2 separate regions of the Mus musculus genome follow, and region 1 is linked to region 2. Evidence: chromatin contacts called from ENCODE Hi-C or POLR2A ChIA-PET data. All regions are on one chromosome and are shown on one strand. Each heading gives the region's core, a stretch centred on a gene start or an enhancer-like site at or near the end of the contact. The rest is flanking DNA. Distances are from core to core; before and after follow the strand shown.

What was found. A loop is a pair of places that touch in the nucleus more often than their neighbours do. ChIA-PET counts read pairs that join two places held with the same protein, here RNA polymerase II (POLR2A).
Region 1: a map of regulatory T cell shows a loop between it and region 2 (2.1-fold over the local background). The contact joins the promoter of Ccdc151 here to the promoter of Rab3d in region 2. A Hi-C loop is called at or near these places in 1 of 37 maps with a recorded cell type or tissue (regulatory T cell). POLR2A ChIA-PET finds 5 or more read pairs at or near these places in 2 of 5 experiments (Patski and embryonic stem cell).

The regions. Positions count from the first base shown.
Region 1 is chr9:22,000,658-22,007,834 of GRCm38, forward strand. Ccdc151 (coiled-coil domain containing 151) reads right to left here and starts at 1,977. Exons shown (of 13, transcript NM_029939.3): 1 at 1,589-1,977. The coding sequence starts at 1,817. It overlaps Prkcsh (protein kinase C substrate 80K-H), which reads left to right and starts at 2,331. Exons shown (of 18, transcript NM_008925.2): 1 at 2,331-2,431; 2 at 2,742-2,880; 3 at 3,020-3,136; 4 at 3,841-3,936; 5 at 4,034-4,091; 6 at 5,883-6,000. The coding sequence starts at 2,802.
Region 2 is chr9:21,916,072-21,922,907 of GRCm38, forward strand. Rab3d (RAB3D, member RAS oncogene family) reads right to left here and starts at 2,112. Exons shown (of 5, transcript NM_001324531.1): 1 at 1,951-2,112. It overlaps Tmem205 (transmembrane protein 205), which reads right to left. Exons shown (of 4, transcript NM_178577.5): 4 at 4,938-5,278. The coding sequence ends at 4,973.

The sequences.
Region 1 (7,177 bases), core at 727-3,226, 84 kb after region 2:
TCCTATAAATCAGGTAGCATGCTTGATCATACCTTTTTCTCTTAGCATGAGAAAGGTAAAGGCAGGAGGATCAGAAATTCAAGGTCCCAGGAGACTAAACTCAGGTCATCAGGCTTGGTAGCAATGTCCTCATTTGATGAGACATCTTGCCGACCTACATTTCCTTGTTCTTTCCTCTCTTTCCTCTCTTTCTTTTTTTTCAGACAGAGTCTTACTCTGTAGCCCAGGTTAGCTTTTAACTCACTAGATACTCAATACTGTCCTCAAACGAATGCCAATCATCCAACCGTAGCCTCCCAAGTGTTCAATACAGACATGGGCCACCATGTCTAATTTACAGTATTTTTATTTTTTATGTATTTATTTATTTTCATTTTTTTTTTGAGACAGGGTTTCTCTTTGTAGCCCTAGCTGTCCTGGAACTCACTCTATAGACAAGGTTGGCCTTGAACTCAGAGATCTGCCTGCCTCTGCCTCCTGCATGCTGAGTACTGAGAAAAAAGACGTATGTCACCACTATCAGGTTTAAGATTTCTTCTTAATAATATGAGCAAAATCACAGTAGGCTTTTCCAAACTGTGGCATAAGCAATATTTGGTCTTGATAATTCTTTGCTGTGGGGGCTGTATTAGGCCTAATAACATGTAAAGCCTTCTCCTCGCCTATGCCTAATAAACTGGAGTAGTACCCTCCTGCATTCAGCAAAATGATAAAAAAGTCTGCAGACATTGCTAAATAGTCTCTGGGAAGGGCAGCATTATCTCCTCCCCCTCCAGGGAAGCCACTAGTTTTTACTTTCTACTACTTAACAATGCACTATATGAGCATTTTATGAATGTCAAGTACTACCTGTGCAGTTACTATGCCCATTTTACAGGTGGAAAAACTGAGTACAATTAGATGACTCTAAGTTCCCCAAGATCAAACAACTTTTATGCAGAGCAAGGATTCAGACCCCAGAGAAACAAACTCTCTTTGGGCTGAAGATATAACTCAGCAAAGTGCTTGAGTAGCATGAATAGAGCCCTGGGTTCCAGCCTCAGCACCGCATGATGCCCGCATGGTGGCACATGCCAATCACCCAAAAAGGTGGAGCTAGGTCTCCTTTGAGTTCAAGCTAGCCTGGGCCACATGAGGCTAACTCTCAAAAATAATTTAATAAATAAATAAAATTTGGGTGGGAGGGATAATGGCTCAGTGGTTAAGGACATTTGCTGCTCCTGCAGAGCGAGGAAGGTTGTTAGTCTCAAGCACCCACATTGGTCAGCTCATAAACACCTGTAACTCTAGCTCCAAGGGATCCAATGCCTTCTCCTGGCATCTGAGAGTACTGCACTCTGCCCACAGAAACGCAAAACAGAACAATAAATAAAGAAAAACAAACTCTAGAATCTGTGCTTTTCACTCACCCATATGCACATTAGAAGAGGTAATAGTACAAAGAAATGGGAAAGAAAGATAAGATTTGAGTGTTTGTTTCAAGTTGGTCACATAGACTCGTGCTGGAGAAACACATAGCGCCTACTCAGAAGACCTGGTGGGCACGGTTGATCCCGGATCCTTCGGTGCAGTCTGCAGCCATACTTACCTAACAGTTGGATTTTTCTTTGTAACTCAAGCACCTGTGCGTGCACAGAAGACTTCATTGCATGGAAGGAGGTTGCTGACTTGGGATGATGTGCAGGCCAGGCCTGTGCCCGGCCCATAGACTTGCTTCGGTGAACCTTACTGCCTTTGGCTTTGGAAGAGGGCGCTGGAGCTTGCTCCGGGCTAGTCACCGTGGTGGTCGCGGCTGCCCAGCACAGGGGGGACGTCATGGTGATCGGGTTAAGGTCGGGAAGCCTCTAAGGGGTAGGAGAATAACTACAAGTTGGCCTCTATAATCCAGGATCCTAAACGCTGGTTCCCTAGGCTCTGGGAATGCACTTCTGCTAACTGCCTGGCTGCGGGCCTCTTAGCATCTCCCGGTTGCTAAGTAACTTCCTCCCCCCGCCCACGTTCCCAAGGAAACCGCCCGCGTTACACTCCACTGCTCTTATTGGCTGACTCGGTTCGGAGGGGCGGTCCCACAAAGAGGCCCAGCGAAAGAGAGGCGCGAGCGTAGCGGTCACGTGACGCCTGCGTGTTCGCTGGCAGTGGCCAGTAACCCGCCACTCCCAAGATGGAGGCACGTTACGCCGCCATTAAGCGCTACACTTCCGATCTGTTCTAAGGTTAGGTCTTCATGTTCCTACTCAAGATGGCCGCCTCAGCGCCCGCACACGCACTCTTGCCACTCCTAACATGGCGTCCCGGAGTTGCCGTTCGCCAAGAGGGATGAGCAAAACGGAAGTGACGTATCCGGAGCGTTCCGTTCTCTTATTCTACTGCAGGAACCGTGGCTGCTGAGCTAACCTGGTGTGGTGGCTATTGACCTTTGCCTCTACCTCGCGTAGGTGATGAAGTAGCGATGGGAGGAAGGCACCCTAGTTTCTTATAGGTTGCAGCAGGGTGGGTGGTGTGGAGGGATCGTAAATCCTTTGAACCTTTGGCGGGAGTTGCCCATTTCACCTCTTTACCGAGAGACCTATGGTTTTGAGTTCACTTTGAGACTCTTCCACTGGCTCGGGGCGGAGAGACGCCCCTTGCCCTTGCACTTCCAACTCCGATTGTGCCCTCCTTTTCCGGAAGCAGTGGTGAGGCCGGTCTTGGGTAAGCTGCCTTCTCCCAATGATTAGATGCTTCTTCATTCTTTCCTACAGTGAGAGGCCATCGCGTATCTTCCTGCCGCATAACACACTTCCGGTCTCGGCCCGGACGGGATGCTGCTGCTGCTGCTACTACTACTACCCCTCTGTTGGGCTGTAGAAGTTAAGAGACCCCGGGGCGTTTCCCTCAGCAGTGAGTCTCTTCTTTGTGCATCGGGAGGGGCGTTTCAGCCTTTTTCCTCCGTTTCCCGTAGCATTTCAGCTGGTGAGTGAGTGGGACAGAGGTAATATTTATTTAAGATCTGAGCAGAGCTTCTTGTTTCCCTCACCAGACCATCACTTCTATGAAGAATCTAAACCTTTCACCTGTTTGGACGGCACAGCCACCATCCCATTCGATCAGGTGAACGACGACTACTGCGACTGTAAGGACGGTTCAGATGAGCCTGGTGAGCGTTTGCATTTGCCCATCGCCCATTAAATGAGCCTGCTAAGCGCAGATGCCCCAAAGAACTTGGATCTCACTCTCCTGTTGCTTCCTGCTCAGTGAGCAGAAGCAGGCACAGAAACAAGATCCCTGTTGGCTTGGATTAGCTGAGGGGCAGTGTTTGTAGGTGCCAGTCCTGGTTTCCATTCCCTATCAAAGGAACAAATGTCCAGGTGTATGACCAAGTCAGCAAATGTCATTGCAGGAACCATGAATGGCATTCAGGAGGAGGTGAGGTTTCGAGTCAGGAAGAGCCAACAGAAGACCCTCTCAGAAGTGGGAGGAGGAGGGAAACTGAATGGCCTTCTAGGGATTGATGAAGGCAAAGAGGAGTGGAGGGGAGTTGCCTGGCCTTTTTGAAGGGCCTCCGGAGAAGCTGGGGAATACTGGAGGATTGTGTTGCTGGCCCCTGAAGATACAGTTTCTTCTTGGTTGTGCTTTAGTTTATTTTTGTTCTGGAGACACAGTCTCTGGTGGCCCAGCCTGGCCTTGAGCACACAGTGTAGCTGAGAATGACCTGGACCACGGGTTATCCTGTGATCACCACCAGAGTGCTGGGATTACAGACGTGCACCACCACACCCGAGTTACACTTACTTTGCTGGAGCCCCCCACAAACAAATGTGGCGTGGGGAACACGCATCAAACTTTTTTTTTTTCCTGTAGGCACAGCTGCTTGTCCCAATGGCAGCTTTCACTGCACCAACACTGGGTACAAGCCCTTGTACATCCTCTCCAGCCGGGTCAATGATGGGGTATGTGGTAAGTGCAGTGCGGGTCCTCCCAGGATCTGGGGAAGGTCGGGCCAGCCAGGGGGAGACCTCACCCACTCTGCTCTTGGCCCTTACCTTTGCTTCAGACTGCTGTGATGGCACAGACGAGTACAACAGCGGCACGGTCTGCGAGAACACCTGCAGGTGGGTGGGGCCCCTACCTGGAAGTCAGGCTGCTTCCCTGTCCGCTTACTTTTTCACCTCGCCTTTGCCTTTTAAGATTGTCACTTACTGAGTGTGGCGGCACAGGTCTGCAGGCCCAGCACTAGGGAGGCAGGTTTACTTTTATGTTATGTGCGTGTGAGAGGGGTAGCATCTGCTGAGGTCAGGGGAGGGCGTGTGACCCCCTGGAGCTGGAGTTAGAGTCCAGACTCAGGTCCTCTGGAAGGAAGATCAGCTAGTGAAGTCTCTCCAGCTCCTCCCTAGTTTCTTTAGAGATACAGGCTCTTCCTCTGGGGGCCCAGTCAGCGCCTCCTTCCTTAACCTCCTATAAGCGTGCGCCCCCACGGCTCCTTCCATTCTTTTGTGACTCCAATGGCCATGCCCCTTGGGATCCCACATTACCAGCGTTCCCTCTAGGTCTGAGGTAGTTGAGATTGTTTACCTGTTTATAAATGGGAGATGGGGGTGAAGGCTTGTAATCACAGCTCAAGAGCACCCTTGGCTCACATAGTGAGTCTGAAGCCTGGCTTGCCAGAGAACCTGTCTCAAAACAGACAGACAAACAAAAACCCTGGACGAAACGACACAGTAAGTGCAGGAAGACAGATGACTCGTGATTGAAGCTGAGCTCTAGTTAGGTTAAAGTCTCAGTACTTGTTTTTTTTTTTTCAGTCTCTTTTTTTGAATGTTTGTGTGGTACATGTATAAGTGTAAAGTAAGCACACGTGTACAGACGTGTGCATGTGGATGCTGACAGGACATGTTGGGTTTCTTGCTCTCTTTCCCTCTTTATTCCTCGAGACAGTCTTACACTAACTCTTAAGCTAGGCTGGTTGCCAGCAAGCTCTAGCAATCCCCTGTCTCCACCCCACCTAAGCCTGGGGTTCTAGCTGTATGGCCACAACTAGCTTTTTGTGGTGGGTGCTGGGGATTTGAACTCAGGCCCTCAAGCTTATATACCATGCTTTCTTACTCACCAAGCCATCTGCCCAGCCTGCTTTGCTTTTTGAGAATGGTGTCAGGCTCCTCTTGGGTGGCCTGGAACTTGTAGATGACCCTTCTGCCCCTCCTCCAGTTACTGGGAACACAGCTATATGCTGCCCTATTGGGCTTTGATTTATTTTGGGGGGCTCATGGAGCCCAGACTAGCCTCAGGCTTGCTTGGCTGGCCGTTATAACCGTGAATTGCTGTTCTTCTTGCTTGTCTATTCTGAGTGCAAGAATGACAGATGTAATTGTCAGCACACCTGACAGATCTCTGGCTCTTGGTTTTGGTTTTGCCTTTTTGTTTTGTTATGAGACAGGGTCTTACTCTGAGGCCTTGGCTGGCTTGGTGCTTACCACATAGACCAGGCTGGCCTCAAACTCACAGAGATCTGTCTTCCAAGTGCTGGGGTTAAAGGTGTGCGCCTGTATGACCAGCCTGAGCCTGTGGGTGACCAGCCTGAGTCTCTGGGTTTTATTCTTCCACCTCTTGGTCACTTTGGGGTCTAACCTCCAAACCTGTTCCTCACCACTTCCTAGACAGTCCTGTAGTCCTAAGGACAGGCAAGCTTTGTGTGCTCTCTGTCTTCTTAGGGACAGATCCGAGGCCTTTTTGGTCAGAAGCACCTGGAGGGGCAGGCTGAGGGGGGTCCTTTCTGTGACTTCCCTTTCTCACCATCGTTCATGGGGAGGATGTGGCTGGAGTTGGCAGGTCACCCAGCCTTCTGGAAAAGGAAAACCTGCTGGGGCCTGAGTGTCTTTAGTGGTACTTGTGTGTGTCAACCCCAGAGAGAAGGGTCGCAAGGAAAAAGAGTCCCTGCAGCAGCTGGCGGAAGTCACCCGTGAAGGGTTCCGCCTGAAGAAGATTCTCATTGAGGAGTGGAAGACAGCCCGGGAAGAAAAGCAGGTGAGGGACCAGAGAGATGTGTGGGTACAACCTCTTGGGCCTGGGGTCTCTGAGTGACGGGCAGGCAAATGCGGTAGAGTGAACATTGAATGTTGGGCTGTGATGAGCTCTTGTCTGCCTTAGTTCATGTGGAGTGGTTGGCTGAGCATTTCCCAAGTGTGAAGCTTTCAGCTAATAAGACAGAAGTGTTAACTCCTAGAGACAGAAAGATCTCTTTGTACCCCCAGCCCCACTGTCTGTAACCTGGGCTAGTGGTTATCAATACCCTAGTTCTGGGGAAAGCTCTCAAGCTTAATTTTAATAGAGAATGCTATATTGACTCAGTGTGGTAAGCAAGCCCAGTGTGCAAAAACGGGACTCCAACTCTGTCTGTCCAAGAGAGATTGCAGGCTCTTCTCTCCCACTCATGGGATTGGAAAATATCTTTGAGTTGAGGAGGCTGGCAGGCCCCTGCTAAGTTCAGTGGGCAGTGATTGCCCTTTCAAATCCTGGGCATCTGGGGAGCCAAGTTGATGAGGTTAGCTCTGTGTAACTTCTGTGTTACCTGAGGGGAGAGGAGCAGGTCCTGGTCCTAACCCTGGCAGGAAAGCATCACACAAGGGCTGAGGCAGCTAAGGCCTGGCTCCCAGAGCTTGCCTGGGCTACTTTTTGTTGTCACTTTCTCCCCATCCCCCCTTTAAATTTATTTATTTTGAGGCATAGTCTCAGTGTGTGGCTCTGGCTGCCCACAAACTCACAGAGCTTCACCCACCTCTGCCTCCTGAGTTCTGGGATTGAATGCTTTCAGCACCGTGTGTACATATCAATTTCTTTTATTTTTGTCTTAAAGATGGAACCCAGGGCTTTGTACAAGCTAGGCAGACATTCTGGTAGTAAGTAACAACCCCAGCCTGCCTGAGACAACAAGAGAGTTGTACCACTGAGCCACACTCCCAGCCCCCACTGGGGAATTCTAGGTTGGGGTCTCCCACTGAGCCACACCCCAGTCTGTACTCTGGGGCTCTAGGCCTGCTCTGCCCCGTTCTGAAACCCAGCCCTGTTGCTTCTCAGAACATAAATAGACACCCAGGCTGTACTGGGTGTTGTGCAGGTTAGAACCAGACCTGTGCCTGCCTCGGGAGTACTAGAAGTCACAGCATGCTGATGGAGAGGGAAGCTCAGGGTATCTAGAGCTTTC
Region 2 (6,836 bases), core at 862-3,361:
ATCAAACGCAGGTCATCAGGCTGGGCAGCAAGTGCCTTTTCCTGCAAAGCCATCCCCTAGCCCTAGTTTTAAAGTTTTATTTATTTTTATTTATTTATTGAGACAAGGTCTCACTCTGGAGTAAGACTAAGGCTGCATATGTGACTGGTGTATGGGGTTGACAGGGACGTGGCTCCACCTCGGGGCTGTAGTTAGAGGCAGCTGTAAACTGCCTGACCTGGGCTCTGAGAATCTAAGTCAGGTTGTCTGAAAGAACTGCTCTTAGCAGCTGAGCCATCTCTCTACTCCTTCTCATTTTTTCCACTTTTATTCTTTAAGGAAAGATCTCAGGTAGCTCAGGCTGACCTCAAACTCCCCATGTGGTGGATCCCTGCCTCTGGAGCTGTGGATTACAGGTGTGCACCACTGTGCCCTTCTTAATGATCCTTGTGGTATTCATCAACAAACTTCTGCTGAGTCTCTGCACCAGGCATGGGTCTCTGAAGAGACACAGCTGTGCATAAGAAAGAAACACCACAGTGAGAGGGCTGTGGTTGCTATTTAATCTTTACACAAAGGTGAGGCTGAGGGCTGGGGAGTAGAGCACTCACCTGCGTTTTCAGCCCCAGCACCCAGCAAACCAGGTGTGATGTGCACACCTGTAATTTCAGCACTACAGAGTGGAAACAGAGTACCAGGCGTTCAAAGCCATCCTGCGTTACATTGGAAGTTCCTTACCAAACTGGGGTGGGTTATATGAGAACTTGTCTCAGAAAGAAAGGAAGGGAGGAAGGAAGGAAGGAAGGAAAAAAGAAAGAGAGAGGGACAGAGAGAGAGAAAGAGAAAAAGGAAAGAAATATGGAACCTTTATAGTGGAAGGTTCAGATCTTCTCCCTTCAGGTGCAGGACCAGGTAACAGGTGAAAACTCAGGGCCAGTTGGGGCTGGGGGGCCGTGGTGGTGAGGAAGTTGCACGGGCTGCAAGCTGGACTTTGCCCAGTGCAAGCAGCTGGTATGGCCAGGTGTGTAGGTGTGTGTGTGACTGCCAGCTAGACAGAGCCCCTTCCATCAAGGCTTGGATGTTGAATTTAGCTGGTGCTTGCCTCTGGGGTGCTGTCCTGTCCTCTCCAAATCCACTGTAACCCTTTCCCTGTCTCCCAGGGTGAGGGTAATTTCTATATATATAACATAAGGTTTAAAGGCCCAGTTAGGCTCCCAAGTGGGTATCTACCATTTTATTTGTCAAAGGGGCCGGGCCTGGCTCCCTCTTGGCCAAAGCTGACTCACCCCAGCCATGGTCCACAAAGACAGGACTGAAAGTCATCAAATCCAAGAGAATTATCCTAGCCACTTAATGACTGCAAAACCCACCACCCCATATCCTCCTGTTTATATCTTCCCACACTCCAGCATTCTGTTTTATCCAAATCTAGGGTGTTCTTCCAAGCTCTCCCCCACCCCCGCCCCCACTTTGCTTTCTCCAGCTGTCTAGCTTAGAGCTGCTCTCCGAAGCCCAAGCAAAAGTATTTCTCAATGGCCTTCGGTGTTTTCTGTTTCTCTACTCCGTGCATTTCTAAGGAGAACGCAGCCAACCCCACCCTGTGTTCCGGGAGAACGGGTTTGAGGCGTCCGTCGGGCAGGGCCTCCAGGCTGGCCCCCGCCCCACCACGGCTTCTCTTCTGGGCCATCTAGGGGTCCCCTAGCCCTCAAGGTTGGCACCCGAACAGTCACTGCACTGCGTGCACCAGCAAGTGCCTCCCCCATCACCATATGGCGCCGTCGCTCGGCCCCAAGCTGGGCTTCTCGCCCACCCCGCCACCGTTCGCAGAGCTTGCCGGGTGCGGGGAACCCAGAAGAGCCAGCAGCACTGACAGGGGGTGCGGGACCCAGGCTCGCGCGGACCCCAGTTCAACCCTGTCATAGTGCACGCGCGTATCAGCGGGTTGGCAGGTGCACTCGCTCCTGGGCTCACCTCGGGTCCCGCCTTGCACACCAGGATCCGCCCACGAAGTTGCTACGGCCCCGCACAGGGCTGCGACCCTCGCCCCACAGCTGCCGGCGCTGCCAACACTGACACCCGGATCCCGCGCCGGCTCCGCCCAGGCGGAGGGGGCGAGGCCGCAGAAGACTAGGCGAGGTGAGCGGGTGGGGCCTAGAAGGGGCGGGGCGCCTTGAGAGTTGGCGCCCGGCGGTGGGCGTGGTCTTACGGGTGTGGGCGCCGCCAACGGAGCCAGGAGATGGGCGTGGCCTGTCGGAGGCTTGGACGCCACAAAAGTCCTAGCTGAGTGGGCGAGCCTTGCAGGCGGAGGTGGGGTCTGGCAGGGGCGGGGCCACCTCAAGAGGCGTCAGAGGTGGGCAGGGAGTTGAGAGGATGGGACCTGGTAGTATGGTAGGAGAGGGGTGGTAGGGATCTGGGAGTGCAAGTCTGTGGTCCTGAGCTAGAGCCCAGAGGAGCGGGAAGAGGCATTAAGTCCCATCAGAGCCTCTCTTTCCTAACTAGAGGTAGAAAACATTTTCTATGCATTCTGTGTTAACAGGAAAACCTCAGCAGCTGAGTTCTATTCCCATCTCCCCTTTCTAGGACTGTGACTCCTGACATATTTAACCTCTCTCAACCTCAATGTTTCCCTCTGTCGAGTGGTTCATAACAAGATTAGTGTAACCATAGTTTTATTCCTTTTACTTTTGGGGGCTGGAGAGATGTCTCAGCGGTTAAAATCACTTGTTCTTGTTGAGGATATGAGTTTGAGTCTCAGGACTCACATGGTGTCTAATAACTCCAGTTCCAGGAGACCTGACCCTTCTTACTTCATCAAACTGCAAGAGCCCACGTGGTGCAGACAAAACACTCATGTAAAATAAAATTTAAAATTCTAAAAATTAAAATTTTTTTGTTTGTTTTCCAGGCTTGCCTCAAACTCCTTAAGTACCAAGAGTAAATGTGAACTGATTCCCCTGGCTCCACCTCCCAAGGTCTGGGATTGAAGGTGTACAAAGCCATGCTGCTTTACACGGTGCTAGGGATGGAGCCCAAGGCTTCTTATATAGAGAGTGGTTACTCTATCTCCCCAGTGCTGGCCTGAATCCTAGGCATAATCCCCGTTCCACGTGGGAGGAGTCTGGCTCTAAAGGGTGCTAGATTCTTCTGTTCAACATGCCTAAGGGCTCTTGGAGTTAAAACATGTTTTAGAAATAAGGAAACTGGGGCTGGAGAGATGGCTCAGCAGTTAAGAGCACTGACTGTTCTTCCAGAGGTCCTGAGTTCAAATCTCAGGAACCACATGGTGGCTCACAACCATCTGTGATGGGATCTGATGCCCTCTTCTGGTGTGCCTGAAGACAGCTACAGTGTATTCATATATATAAATAAGGAAACTGAGGATCAAAGAAAAGTAGATATTTGCCAGAGTCCACACAGCAAGATTTCGAATTCAGTTGCTACTAAGCCTGATATGAGGGTTTCAGGGACCAACAGAGTAGAAGGAGAACCAATTCCCACAAGTTGTCCTCTGATCTCCACATGCAATAAACAAAAGAATAAATAAATGTAAAAAATCAAACAGAGCCGGGTGTGGTGGCACATGCCTTTAATCCTGGCACTGGGGAGGAAGAGGCAAAGGCAGGTGGATTTCTGAGTTCGAAGCCAGCCTGGTCTACAAAGTGAGTTCCAGGACAGCCAGGGCTACACAGAGAAACCCTGTCTCAAAAAAAAAAAAAAAAAAAAAAAAAAAATCAGACTTTTAGGTATGGTAGCTAACATTTGTAATTCCAGAATTTGGGAGGTAGAGGAAGACAGAAATCAGGAGTTCAAGGTCATACTCAGGTATGTAGTAACTTCAAGTTCAGCCTGAACTCAGAAGAGACTCCATCTCCAAAGTTATCTGCATGTGTGTCTAAACAGGTGAAATGGTGTATTTCTGTCATCCTAGTACTAGGAAGCTGAGACACGAGGACTGCCATGAATTTGAGGCTAGCTGGGTCACATAGTAAGTTTTAAATCAGATTGGCTACATAGTAATAAGAGCCTGTCTCAAAAATATAGAGACTGATATAGTAGCTCCTATCTGTAATTTTAGTACATGAGAGGTGGAGGCAGGAAAATTCTCAAGTTTCAGGCCAACTTGGGCCACAGGATTCCAAGTCAGCCTGAGCTAGAGACCCTGCCTCAAAGCACATACACACAGACCATTATCACACACACCATTACCACACAGAAACTTGAACGTCACTGCTCACTCAGATGCCTAAGGGAACAAGAGCTGCCTCCAAAGATTTAACATGAATTGTGCCGGAGAGTATTAGCTAGGAAGAGCTGAGTTATTCCTAGAAACAAGCAGTCCCCAAAGACTTCAGGATATCACTCACCCAGGTTCACAGCTCGGAATGGATGCTAGGGGCTAAGGAAAGATGTTCTAGCCTGTCTTGTAAACGCTTTTAAAAAAAGATTTATTTATTTTATTTATATGAGTACACTGTCACTGCTTTCAGACACACCAGAAGAGGGCATCAGATCCCATTACAGATGGTTGTGAGCCACCATGTGGTTTCTGGGAATTGAATTCAAGTCCTCTGGAAGAGCAGTCAGTGCTCTTAACCACTGAGCCATCTCTCCAGCCAGTAAACACTTCTGCTCACATCTCATCAGCCAAAGAAAGTCATAATGTCACTTCCAGTGTCGGCAGAATCGGAAATATGATTATGCCTGGGAGGTGGGAACCTGCTGTTGCTGCAGTAACACACAGGAAGGGCAGTGGGTAGAGCTGAGCCAGGTATACAGAAGTTACACAATATATGGTCACTGTTAGAGGAGACATGCTGGAACTTCAATAGCTCACACTCCAATGTGTCATGTCACCAGGTATGGGCAATCTGAGGCTCTGAGTGCTACACATGTGTATACACACACACACACACACACCCCTGGCTTTTCCTGAGGTGAAAAAAATGACCATGGCCATCTCCAAAGAAGCATTTATTGACACACAGGGTCTGTGTTAGAGGCTCCTGAGTCCCAGGGCAAGGCCCACAAGGCAGAGCCCATTGCTCAGCAGGCACCCCAGGTTGCAGAGGGAAGACAGGCCATGGTAGTGGTAGAACTTCCGGCGTAGAGCACTGTACTTGGGGTCCTTGTCCCGCAGCTGGCGGTAGGGATCAGGGCCCTGGAAGTTGCCTGGCACCTCTGTCCCCAGGCCCCGCTCTTTCTCTATGCTCTGCAGGGCCCGCATGACAGCCGTGGTGCGAGCCTCAAGCCAGCGAGCATTGATGGTGGCCAGTGTGAGGCTCAGAAGCAGCAGGGAAAGCTGGGGAGAGTGACAGAGTGACAGGGAGGTGAGGTAAGGGTGGCTGGGAAGTTTAGGGACCTGCATCCTCACGGGCCAGAGAGGTCCCTGAAAACAGCAGCCCTTAGGAAAGACTCTATCTACGGCCTTTTCTCGTCTTCTCTCCCACTGCTCCCTGAGCACAGAAACCTCTTCTCCAAAGCAAAAGCTTTTTTTTTTTTTCGTACGGAGAACTGACTGATCCTGGGGCCTCAGTCAAAGTGTGAGTGTCTACTATTGAGCCACAGACCTCTTTCCTCCTGTGCAGATGTGGTATGTGTACTTGTTCATATGCGTGCAACATGTGCTCGCAGGTGCATGTGATCATAGGTGTGCAGCACGTGCTCGCAAGTGCAGGTGATCATAAGTGTGCAACACGTGCTTGCAGGTGCAGGTGATCATAGGTGTGCAACACGTGCTCGCAGGTGCATGTTACCATAGGTGTACAACATGTGCTCGCAGGTGCAGGTGATCATAAGTGTGCAACACGTGCTTGCAGGTGATCATAGGTGTGTAACACGTGCTCGCAGGTGCAGGTGATCATAAGTGTGCAACACGTGCTTGAAGGTGATCATAGGTGTGTAACACGTGCTCGCAGGTGCATGTGACCATAGGTGTACAAAACGTGCTCGCAGGTGCATGTGATCATAAGTGTGCAACACGTGCTTGCAGGTGCAGGTGATTATAGGTGTGCAACACGTGCTCGCAGGTGCAGGTGACCATATGTGTGCAACACGTGCTCGCAGGTGCATGTGATCATAGGTGTGCAACACGTGCTCGCAGGTGCATGTGATCATAGGTGTGTAACACGTGCTCGCAGGTACATGTGATCATAGGTATGCAACACGTGCTCGCAGGTGCATGTGATCATAGGTGTGTAACACGTGCTCGCAGGTACATGAGATCATAGGTGTGCAACACGTGCTCGCAGGTGCATGTGATCATAGGTGTGCAACACGTGCTCGCAGGTACATGTGATCATAGGTGTGCAACACGTGCTCGCAGGTGCATGTGATCATAGGTGTGCAACACGTGCTCGCAGGTACATGTGATCATAGGTATGCAACACGTGCTCGCAGGTGCATGTGATCATAGGTGTGTAACACGTGCTCGCAGGTACATGTGATCATAGGTGTGCAACACGTGCTCGCAGGTGCATGTGATCATAGGTGTGCAACACGTGCTCGCAGGTACATGTGATCATAGGTGTGCAACACGTGCTTGCAGGTGCATGTGATCATAGGTGTATAACACGTGCTCGCAGGTACATGTGATCATAGGTGTGCAACACGTGCTCGCAGGTGCATGTGATCATAGGTGTGTAATACATACTCGCAGGTGCATGTGTCTGTGTTTTTGTGGAGGGCAGAAGTTACCCTTTGGGCTTCCCACTATTTTCTTCTTTTCTGTTTTTTAATTTACTGAATTTACTTATTTGTGTGTGTGTGTGTGTGTGTGTGTGTGTGTATGCCATAGTATGTATGTGCAGCCTGGACCACAGCTTGAGGGAGTCACTTCTCTTCTTCCACTGTGCAGACCC